2 separate regions of the Homo sapiens genome follow, and region 2 is linked to region 1. Evidence: chromatin contacts called from ENCODE Hi-C data. All regions are on one chromosome and are shown on one strand. Each heading gives the region's core, a stretch centred on a gene start or an enhancer-like site at or near the end of the contact. The rest is flanking DNA. Distances are from core to core; before and after follow the strand shown.

The links. A loop is a pair of places that touch in the nucleus more often than their neighbours do. Pooled maps may share reads with other maps.
Region 2: a map of B cell shows a loop between it and region 1 (17-fold over the local background). The contact joins the promoter of NKX2-3 here to the promoter of HPSE2 in region 1. A Hi-C loop is called at or near these places in 2 of 168 maps with a recorded cell type or tissue (B cell and naive thymus-derived CD4-positive, alpha-beta T cell), 11 of 37 single-sample maps with no recorded cell type and 13 of 50 pooled maps.

What each region holds. Positions count from the first base shown.
Region 1 is chr10:99,232,098-99,237,933 of GRCh38, reverse strand. HPSE2 (heparanase 2 (inactive)) reads left to right here and starts at 2,082. Exons shown (of 12, transcript NM_021828.5): 1 at 2,082-2,421; 2 at 5,429-5,586. The coding sequence starts at 2,132. RefSeq lists enhancers at 504-1,004, 1,005-1,505 and a silencer at 3,653-3,772.
Region 2 is chr10:99,531,261-99,537,065 of GRCh38, reverse strand. NKX2-3 (NK2 homeobox 3) reads right to left here and starts at 4,124. Exons shown (of 2, transcript NM_145285.3): 1 at 3,577-4,124; 2 at 542-2,081. The coding sequence starts at 3,934. The coding sequence ends at 1,345. RefSeq lists silencers at 1-36, 1,612-1,761 and an enhancer at 3,903-4,794.

The DNA of each region.
Region 1 (5,836 bases), core at 833-3,332:
CATGATTGGATTTACCATTAATTTACTTCACAGAATTTATTGAGTGCCTACTAAGTGCTCCAGTCTGGGAACACAAAGGCAAAAGTGTTTGCCCGCCAGGCTGTTGCCATCTCTAAGAGGTGCTCAATACATACTTAAAAATTACAAGAATTTCGACTGAAATTTATGTCACACCACACACCCATACACAGACACACACACACAGTTTAAAGGATCTAGATGTCTTAGAAATGTTCAGGAACTGAAGGAAACAGGCCTTAGGGCTGGAGCCAACATCCAATACTTCACTATGTAACAGCTTGATTTAAAAAAATCATCTTTAAATAATATGACTTGCATTTGCTTTCTCCCATATCCTCATCTTATGCAGTCCTATTTCTAGAAGGTCGTCATGGCGCTTCACAGATGAATGCAACATAATCTCGATTTCCTGGGTGCTTAGGTTGGTAGAGGCTTTTCAGGGAACTTCAGTTGAAGGTCATCTATTCCAGCTGTTTTCAGATTTGTTAATCCTGGTCTGGGTGGAGGTAAGAGGATACAGGTTGCTATTACAGCGTTTGCTGGGCTTTAAGACTAACCCTTGTCCATCCACTTCTGGGGAAAACCCTTGCTCTGCATTTTAGGGTTTTGCTTGTTTGATACCAAGGAGGGCCCTGGACGCTTCTGCGTTTCTGACTGCCCGCACTACATAAAGTAGTTCCCTTCATCTGCCAAGTAGAAGTCCCATTTTGTCTCAGAAAGAAGCCGAAAGTGGGGCCCAGCAATGTGACTGCAGCAAACTGTGCCTGATCCCTTTCCCGCGCTTCAGGATAGGACCTAGAGTTCAATTTGCAAGCTGTTGTGGGGTGGAAGCTCAATGAGCAGCGGCGGGTCGTGCATCACAGCGGCTTCCGGCTGTTATTCCCCATCCAGGGCTATGTGACTCTGGTTTTGACTGGGGGCCGAGATGGAAACCCGAAAGTGTCACTATGGTCCCATCTGGCACTGTAAAGGCGCACTTCCCTGCAGGAGGGCTAAGTATAGGATTGACCTCCAGGAGGGTCTGGAGGGGGGACTCTACCTGTGCAGCAGAATAGAGTGGCCAAGAAGTGGCACAGTTGGACGCAGAGCCGCCCTGACTATCCAAGCACAGCTCAGGTAGCTTCGACTTGGCCAAAGCCAGCATGTATTGACGCTCCCAAGACGCTTATTCCTCGGTTGCGGGAAGAGCAGAGCAGAGCGAGGGCGCATGTCCCTTTTGGCCCTCGGATCGGAAAAGCTGCTTGACCAGGTCACTATGTTTTTCCTTCTTGCTACTCTTTGCCCTATGGAGGTCAGAGGATGCTTCGGTGTGGCTATCCAACGCGTCACAGAGATCAGGGCTCCTCTTCGGGGAATGTCCTTCAGGGCTCTATGCTTTGACAGGAATCACCGCCTCAAGACCCCTCTGCAACTTAACCGCCCTTGGTATTGCTGCTTCAACCAGAAAAGGGCCCTGAGCGGACGAAGTGCCTGACGCTGTCAGGAGAAACAAGCGTGCTGTCGGTGGGAACTCTATCCCAGCGCGTCCCGGGTTGGCGCTGGGGCTTTCGGGTCGGAGTCGGAGCTTGAACCGCCCTCCAGAGCCTCTCAGGGAAGGACGTAAAAACGAGACCCTTTGCTCTGTACCCAGACGGTACAACGGCATGGTTTGGATTCCTCCCTCTGCTTCCTGACCCTAGAGGGTTAAATTAGGAGGGTACAACGCCACCCTTTTCTCCTCCTTCCCGCCTGCTCCCCTCCCCTTACCTTTAAAAAGTTAAAAAATGTCTGCAGTAGAAATCTCTTAAAGGGGCGGTGCCGGTGTACGAGTTCTCTTGGCAAGAGTCACGGGGAAGGCTGGCTAGGGGCGTGAGTTCGCTCCACCAGCACCAAAACACTGAAAAAAAAAATTAAAAAAAATTAAAAAAAAAAAAGAAAAAAACAAAACGAGCGAGCGAGCGAGCGAGAGAGAGAGAGAGCGGGAGAGAGAGAGAGTGTGTGTGTGTTGGGGGGGTGGTGGGAGGAAGGGAAAAAAAGGGGGGAAAAAGGCGGACAGACACACACTTTAGATAAGGACAATTAGTCACTAGCGAGACCCAGTAGGAAGAGAGGTTTAAATCAGAGGGATTGAATGAGGGTGCTTTGTGCCTTCCCTGAAGCCATGCCCTCCAGCAACTCCCGCCCCCCCGCGTGCCTAGCCCCGGGGGCTCTCTACTTGGCTCTGTTGCTCCATCTCTCCCTTTCCTCCCAGGCTGGAGACAGGAGACCCTTGCCTGTAGACAGAGCTGCAGGTTTGAAGGAAAAGACCCTGATTCTACTTGATGTGAGCACCAAGAACCCAGTCAGGACAGTCAATGAGAACTTCCTCTCTCTGCAGCTGGATCCGTCCATCATTCATGATGGCTGGCTCGATTTCCTAAGGTAAGGCAGGGGTTTCGATGGATCATTTAAAATTTTTTAGTAACACCCCCTCAAGCCCTTCCTATCCCCCATTCCAAAGGGGAAAGAAGAAAATAAGCCAAGCAGATCTCTCAAAGAGAAGAAAAGAGGTTTTCCTTCTCCTGGATTGTGTGCTGTGAGGCTGTAACTAGTGATTGAGAAAAGCAATGTTTTCTATTAAGATGCACATGTTTGCAATGCAGAAGGCATTTCAGAAACTTATCAGTTATGACTGAAAAAATGTTGTGCTTACATATATCCACAATTAGCCTTCCCGTCTACTTCTGAAAAAGAAACAAGAGGTTCAGAGCAGTTACAAAAGCGAAGAAAAGGTCTCAAACAACAAAGAGCTGAAAGGAATGGGTATGTGTGTGTGTGTGTGTGTGTGTGTGTATGTGAGACAGGAGAGTGTGTGTGTGTGAGTGTTCAAGCGGGATTGCACGAAACTGGAATTTTCCACGGAAAGATCGTTTCGTCAGTTCTCTCCCACTCTCAGAAAACGAATTTAAGCAGAGGCTTGAGTGGTGGGCAAGTTGGATCGGAGTTAAAATTTTTTATTTTATATCCTCCGCTGTCATTTCCAGACTTCAGGACTTTGTAAGGCGCTTTTTATAGACGGAATGCCCCCCTCCCCCCGCCAGTTCCTCCTCCTTAAATCTCCTGCGGTAACTGCACAGTTTAGCTTTTCTTTAAAGGAAAAAAAAAATCCTCGCTGGGGTCACAGCGTTATAAGGGAAGCGGTAAGAGTCCTAGAAATACTCCAGGGAGGCTTCGGAGATCTGAACTCCGCACCAGCAGATTAGCAAACCCGGAGGTTTGTGATCCCCTTTGCTCTAGGGCTTGTAATCTAATTGGGCTCACACTCTTCCCGGGTTGTTGCAGTTTGGCAGTTAGGCAACTGCGATCCCTTCCCATCAGGGACAGAGTTGCAGTGTAAAATAAGAAATAAATCCTCTGCAATGTCGAATCCAAGTGTTGAGTTTTTAAAAATTCCCTACAAGTTGGAGCCTCAGCTGTGGGTTCCCCTCGAAGAGCCCTCAGCGCTCTCAGTCCCACTTTGCCCCGAGGCCAGGTCCGTTGTGCGTCCTTCGTATTTTTCACTCCTTGCGAAATTCGAGTTTTGCTTCTTGAGGTGCGCCCGCCTCTCAGCTCTTGGGGTTGTCCCCCTGGCCCGGGTCGGGTCTGCGGACGCGGCAGGTAGCGGGAGGCGCCACGTGGAGCGCTCCTTCCACGTGGAGGAAAGGTAGCCGGAGGACTGAGAGGCTGTAGCTGCCCTTGCCGAGGCCGTTTCGGTTCCTGTTGGTGCGGTTGCCGCGAGGGCGGAACAGCCAGCTCCGCGCGGCCCAGCTTCCTCTTCGAAAGCTCTTTCGTGCAGCAGAGCGCGTCTATGAGCTCGTCCGAATGTAGGGTGCAACGGAGTTTTCCGCAACGCTTGTCCCACTTTCATTGAACTCCTTCAGCTGCGCAGACCCCCTTTCCCCCACCAGCTTTCTTTCTTTTTTTAAAAAATCTGCCTGTTCGCCTAATGCTTTCCTGCCTCAGAAAAGAGTCTGGAAGGCAGATTTTCGGGGAAGAAGTCCTGGCGGGGCGCATTCGCATTGGCTGTGCAGGCTTCTGGATGAAAGGTTGTTGGAACTGCCCTTTCCCCAGGACCGGATTCGCGCGGACGTCTCCTTTGCCACAGTAGGCCCACGCGACGCCCTGACTGTGCCTGTCCTGGAGTGCGGTCCCGGAGACTTCTGCCAAACGACCATTCTGGTTACAAGACCCTGGGGTAGCCACGTCTCTTCTCAAAAAACTCTCCAAAAGCAGAGTCTGTTTTTTCTTTCTCGTATCCACCTCCTTTATGATGCTCTTTAACGTCACCATGTGGATTTGGGTTTTCAGAATCTGAAACAGTAAAGCGTTAAAAAATAATTTACAGACCCGGAACTCAACAGCTGATCCCCTCTGCATTATCAGTATCTGCATTGCTCCTTTTCTACTCCTTCCCAAAGCAGCAGCCTTTGGCTTTTAAAAAACCTATTGATGGAAATCCTGACCTTAAATAGATGCAAATGCTATTGTTTTGTGCTCATTTAGTATCCCATAACGCGCAGGTTCCACATTTCGGCAAGCTTCATTTTCCCTAGCGGTTCCAAACGGCCCCAAGTGGGAAAGAAGAAAGATGGAGCCTAACTCGGGGGTGGGGTGGGGAGGAGGATGTTACCTTTCCTGAGATCAGGCGGAATTATTTCAGGGGCCAAAGAGACTTTGCCTTTACTGTGTGTGTGTGTGGTGGTGGTGGTGGTGGTGCGGGAGTGGAGAAGTGTTCTTGGAAAGGCGAGGGTTTACCCTGGGGATCTCTCCGTCCGGGGATTTGGGAAACAATGCAGTTTTTACAATATAGTGAAAAAGGAAAATCAACTCGGACATTAAAAGAAAGAAAGTAGGAATCCACTTAAGCTCAGGCGCCGGGCCTGGTCTGAGAGAAACAAGGCAGGTTTCACCTCCTGCACGGAGGTTTGTGGGGCCCCTGGGGCTGCGGAGGCAATGCCGGCTTTCAGCATACAAGTTTTTGGCAACGGTCGGAAGCCAGAGGTAGGCGCGCCTAGCGCGTCTCCGCCCGGAGCGCTTTCCTGGCAGTGGCAGAAGCCGGGCAACTGCGCTTTAGCGCCGTGCTCGTAGCACGTACACCCACCCCATACAAACACTCTATGAACAAACACTATCTGTAGCCTTTAGGAGATCAGGATCTGGGTGTCTGCGGGAGGGGGCCGCTGCGGGCGTCTGGAAGCGGGAGGCACAGCCCCCAGAGCCGGGCGGTGAGGGCGGGCTGGGGCGCAGGGCAGCGGCCAAGGGCCAGCGTGGACTGCCGGCTGGGGCAGGCACAGAGCCTCTAGCCCCGGCCAGGTCGCCCTCAGGGAGTAGGAAGAGGGCCCTTCTCCGTGCCCCACGCGCTCTCGTCCTGTCCTGGGAACCTTTCCTCTCTTATTCTCTTCCTCTGCAGCTCCAAGCGCTTGGTGACCCTGGCCCGGGGACTTTCGCCCGCCTTTCTGCGCTTCGGGGGCAAAAGGACCGACTTCCTGCAGTTCCAGAACCTGAGGAACCCGGCGAAAAGCCGCGGGGGCCCGGGCCCGGATTACTATCTCAAAAACTATGAGGATGGTGAGAAACTTGATTACCATTCTTTATTTGGGGAGCGGAAGCAAGCACCCGCTGTGTTTGTGTATCTGTGTGTTCGTGTGTCTGTGTGTTCGTGTGTGTGTGTGTGTGTGTGTGTGTGTGTGTGTGTGTGTGTATGCGCGCGCGCGCGTTGGGGCAGATTTGGAGAGCCTGGTTGCACCTCGCCTGAAAATGAAAAGTTGGAAGCTTCAGATGAGGAGACACTGCAGTGTGGAACTCCTGACCTCATTGC
Region 2 (5,805 bases), core at 2,875-5,374, 300 kb before region 1:
GCATTCTCCGCAAGTGACAAGGAGCCGCATAAAGCCGCGGCCGCCGGGGGAGAAGGGAGGGCGGCCAAGGGGGAGAGCTCGGCCGCAGTGGGGCGCAGCGCAGCGCCCCCGGGCGCGTTGGTAGCCCTGGCTGCAGCCAGGGAAGGAGCCGCCTTCGCGCGGCCAACAGCTGGGACTGCGAGCGAGGCTTCCTTTTCCCTGGCGACCCTCGAGGTGGGGCAGAGTGCAAGACTTGACCGAACGCAGGTCTATACAGCTAGTCCAAGCATCTGGGTAAAACTTAGGGGGAACTGCAAAGCCAGGGACTTCAAATGGCCCTGAGCCTTCGACCTGTCCAGCCCTCAAGAGTAAACAGAAATTAATGAACAAAGCCCCGAAGAGATCAGACTTGCAGCCTGGGGCCTGGCTCATGGGAGACCAGGCCTGCGATCGCCCAGGGAGGATGGCTTTCCCCCTCGCACCTTTTCCTCCCCTTCCCGCCCTATTTAAAGGATTCCTCTCCACTCTTTGGGGCTAAACAAATTCTGTAGCCGGCCAACGATTTGAAAATATTGCACCTTGTTTATTGACTCCTGTAGTGTGTGGCAGCGGGTGTCTACACGGCGTGTGGTTATAGTTATATAGATAGATAGATAGATAACATGTGCTGAATACAGAATACGAAACAGAAAGGAAACCCGGTAACACCTCCGGTGGGCCACCAGGTCCTGAGTTTGTTCAGCCTCCCCCCACCCCCAACTTTTGATCTCATTCGGCTGGTTTTCCTCGAAGAGTCCTGCGTCCCCCGACAATCCGGAGATCTGGACCGAGGTATCTGCTGCGGAGGGGAGACAGCTGCGAAACGAAATCGACTGTGCTATGGCGCTCCAGGCCCGCAAAGGGGGCAGAGGATCGGTAGGGCCTGGAATTTCTCAAGCCACGACCCCCATTTTTCTCTCCTTCATGCTTTTAATTTGTTATGTCCTTGGGCTCCCCGCCAACGCTTCGCGGAGGCCGCGGAAAGGCAGAGGGAGAGAAGCCCTTCTCGCTTTGGAAGAACCAAGCGCGGCCAGGGTCCTAGCCTCCTGGTCTCCTCTCGCTGCCAGGGTCGGGGCCATCGTCCTCCCCGGCGCCCAGCCGGCGTTTCTGCCTCAGAGACAGTCCTGGCGACCGGACCCAGTCATCCTCCTCGCCCCTGAGTCCCCTTCCCCAGGCCTCGAGTGAGCTGCGATCCGAAGCCCTGAGGAGCTAGACGTACATATTTTTTTAACGAGGGGACCTGACCTTTAGGTCAGGCCCTTCTCGAGCTTCAGTCCCGCGGCGCCAGGCTGCGCTGGGGTGCCCGCCGCGTGACCCGCCCCGTCCCTACCAGGCCCGGATGCCCTGCAAGGTGCCCTGAGCGCACGCGGCCCCGGCTGCAGTACCCTGGTGCAACGGCTGTGCGCTGCCGCCGCTGCCGAAGCCTCCTAGGTTGCTCACGTTCACAAAGGGGCCGCCTCCGGCCGCGCTGCAGGCGGGCTGCATGGCAGTGGTCGCCGCGGAGGTCCCGCCGCCGCCGCCGCCGCCGCCCGCCGGGTACGCACAGCCATAGCTGCTGCTGTAGGCCGCCGCTGCTGCGGCGGCGGCGGCGGCGGCGGCGGCGGCCGCGGCCGAGTTCCCATAGCCGTAGGCGGGGAAGCTGTTGTAGGAGTAGGCGCTGGCGCCCACGCTGTAGGGCGCGCCGTAGGCCTGCGCGCTGGGCGTGACGCACGGCTTGCCGTCCCGCACCAGCACCGGGACAGCCACGCGGCGCGGCGGCGGCGGGGGCGCGTGTGCGCCAAGCTCCAGAGACTTGTCCTGCCGCTGTCTCTTGCACTTGTACCTGCGATTCTGGAACCAGATTTTCACCTGAGTGGATGTGAGCTTCAGGCTGCTGGCGAGGTGCTCGCGCTCGGGTGCCGACAGGTACCGCTGCTGCTTGAACCTGCGTTCCAGCTCGAAGACCTGGGCTTGCGAGAAGAGGACCCGGGGCTTCCGGCGGCTGCGTGGCTTCGGCCTCTCGCTCTCCTCCGCCGCCTTGCAGTCTCCGGCCGTCTCTAGAGACTTCTTCAGCTGGCAGCTTTCTGCGGAAGAAGCAAACAACAGCGTCCTTAGCTGTTCCCGGCCGCACCGCGGCTCCTGTCCTGGAGCACCGTGACCCTTTTTGGTGGCTGCGCAGAGCGTGCGGTAGTAAATGGCTGGACTTTTGGGAACGTTTGTGGCTCCTGGCGCTGTGGGACCCTGAGACAGCCCCAGTACCCAAAGAACGCCCTTAGCAGGCGGAGGCGCGTTTCGTGGAGAGGGGTAGTTAGTGCGTGTTTATTTGGATCTTGAGCATCTGCGAGAGAAGAGATTACTCTGTATTAAATATGCGGCTCGACGTGCTAATGACTATTTTCAGGATGAAGGCTTGCAACTACATAATAACTACAGTATTTGCAAACTCGTTTGCATTCTACTCCACCAAGGATAACTGAAGGTGTGAGGCGTGTTGGTATGAGTGGGCCGGTGGGCATGGGTTGCGCGAAAATCTGTTCTGAGTGTAACGCTTGTGCATGGCTCAGGGACTTGTGTGTGTGTGTGGCTTATAAAAGACTACAAGCGAATGTTATGACGACATCTGTGTGCACTTTGAAAATGAAGTTTGATTGACTAGTTATAGACAGTTTCATGCCGATTTTCGGCTCTGGGAACTATGAGAGCATAGGCCTTGGCCTCTGCCACATCAAACCGCCTCTTGGGGAAAGACTGTGATTCTGTCCTCTTAAATACACTTCCTTGGGGACTTTATTTGATTATCCCATCTCCCTATCAATTCACTTCCCATCCGATGTGAGCAGCCAAGATCTCGGACTCAAGTTCGGCGCGTTTTCTATTAGGCCCGCAGCCTGGGACACAAAGCAAAACGTTACGGATTTTCAAAAAAGGCTGGCGCCTTAGGGATGTGAGAGCTATGGTCGCGCGGAATAGACATTGTTCCCACGCACTTTCCGATCATCTCCTCTCTCTCTACCGAGTGCCACGGGTTCAAGGACGCTGAGCTCCAAGCAGAGAAGGGAGGAAACCGCCCAGCTGGCCTCCACCAAAGTTCCTGCCCCTGCGGGTGCGAGAGACACAGGCTGCTTGGGCTGTCTTTTCGGAGAAGAAGGGGTGGCTGCCCTGGGCTAAGAGAACTCATCTCACCCTAGAGGGAAAACGAAAAAGGTCCAGGCTCCTGCCCTTTTTGGGGGAAGAGCCTTTTGGGGCGGGGGGAAGAGCAAAAATACTGCCAGTTATGAGGACCCAGGCGCTGAGCCCACGTCGCCTCTCAGCATCAGGGCAGCAGTAACCACCTTCCCTTCCCTCATTTCCCCCTTTTGGGGGGAGTAGTTGTCAGGGTCACCTCGTCCTTGTCTCTCCACCCCGGCTCCCTTGCAGGTACCTGCGCTTTGTGGAGCTGTCGGTGACCAGGGCGGAGGCATGGCCCCAGCCAAAGGGTAAAGGGATGGGCAGCTGCGCTGGCAAGGTCTGTGGGCTGTTTGTGTGCGCTCTGCCATTGCTCCAGGTGTGCGGGTGCGTTTTCTTTCCCCCTCTACTCACTTTGGCTCCGGTCCCTCACGACCTCGGGCTCCTCTTCATGTTCCTTGGGCTCGCTGCACGAGTCTCGCAGGACCGTGTGGACATAGCCCTGGGGACACAGCCCTGAATCCCCGTGGCCGTCTGCTGCGGCTAGTGAGTTCAAATAGGACAATTTCTCGCCCTCGTCTTCCTCGTCCTCCTCCCCTCCGTCAGAAAATTGCGTCCCCTCAGCGGCGGCCAGCATGCAGGGCGCAGAGTGGAAGTGGTGCTCCAAGTCCGCCTGCAAGTGCGCACCATGGAAGTGCTGGTGCTGCTGCTCCAGATTCAAAATGTCTTTGACTGAGAAAGGGGTGGAGGTGACCGGGCTTGGTAACATCATCAGGGCCACTTAATTGTCCAGTCCAAATAATAAATCCCGGCGGGGGCGGGGAGGCAGCGCGGCGGCTCCAGCTCTCCTCCTGGACTCCGCCGCTGCTGCCGAGTCGGGCTTTTGACAGACGCGGTCCCACTCCAGTCTAAATCGCCTCCATTGGCCGGGACCTGGGGGTCTGGGTTTTGTTACAGCCACTGCAGGGACTGGGGCCCGGGCTCCTAAGCCTCTGTCCGGGAGATTTGCGTCACGTTGGGGGGGCGGGGCTGGCGCCCCAACCTCCCTCCCTATAGGTTCTGGCTCATGTGGGCCACGCCCCCTGCTCTCTGCGAGTGGGATGTTGCGGCTCTACCAGAAATAGACAAGGACTAGTATAGAGTCCTGAAGTCCGAGACGCTGCGGGCGAGGCTGCACAGATCCGGTTCCTGAACCATTGATTCCCGCGTGGCTGCACCTTCCCGACCTAGGCCAGTTCTGGGAGGCTTGCTGTCCACGAACCAACGCCAGGGAAGGATGCCCCAGGAGTGTGTTTTTTTCAGCTGCTGCGCGGGGCAGGAAAACTTCCTGGCGGGTAAATACTGGGCGCTGGATCCACGAGGAGATGCAGTGTTTTATCTATCTATGGGTGGGCGACATGTCCTTTTTCAACTTGTTGCCTTTGCTCAAGCTTTCTCTCCACTTGGAACATGTTTCTGACACTTAGCCTCCACGAGTGGAAACTGTTCTCCAAGGAAGAGCTCCTAGATCGTCTAGCCGGAAGTCCCCTCTTTCAGGCTCTGAACCTGCAGCTTGTGTTAGCAAAGGACATGCATGTCACTTATCACTTCCCACTTAATTCTATAGCTGTATGTGCCTGCCTGGTCGCCCCAGTTAGACTGTAAGCTCCATGAGGGCAGTGTCCCGGGGTTGCTTTTGCCCTTGTATCCCTGGCAGCAGCCGCACAGAGCAGTATGTGAAAGGAAGATAGAGTTATGACTAAACTTTGGTATTCGACAGCTCTTGCTTGGCCTAGTCAGTGTGTGATCTTCGGCGTTTCTAAGTCTGTTTTCTCGTCTATAAAACGAAGGCAGTAATACCTTTTTTGGTTGTTGCTAGGGTTGAATGAGGCAAAACATGCCAGAATCTTAGTGCACGGCCTCACGCGTGTTAAGCGCTCAGTACGTGTCAACGACTGCTTTTCTGTATGGGAGGTCAAGCAGTGTTTGTTGACTGCATTGGTGGTGCGTGGCTGGAGTGTGGCACATACTGAGAGCAGGATCTGTCCTCACAAGGGAGGTGACCCAGCCTTGGCAGCCTTCTTTTCCACCTATTGAAATCAGGAGCCTGAATGTAGGCCTTGCCTCTCCGACAGGCTTTTAAAATTTCTCTACCTACACGCCTTCTGGCACCTTCATGAGGCCCTGGTTGTTTTCTGGGGGAGTCTATACAGTCCCCCACAGATTCTGGAAACTCTGAGCTGGAAACTCTGGGACCATCTTCTCCCACAATAGGCATTTGCTCGCTACCAGGCCTAGCCCAGTGAGGAGCAGCGGGCGCTGCTTTGAGGGCCACAGAAAGACCCGTGTGCAGCGCTGGCCTTAAAAAAATAGGGAACGGTTCCAGCTCAACCGTGGCTGTCCTCATCCGGCCCCAGCCAATCCAAGCATTTTTTGGCGGTCAGGATGGCGGAGCTGAAAGAGACCCGTCTCACCTGGAAGGGGCAGGTGAAAGGTGCAGGGACGGTGGACATTGCCTCCGAGCGGCATAAGACACCGGCTGGGAGTGGGTACGAGGGTGGAGGGCTGCCACGCGGGTCCCGCAACGGCGACAGGAGTGGGTGCCCAAGGTTGAAGGGAGAAAGAACAGCCTGTCGGGAGGTGGGAGAGGCGGGGCTCTGCAGA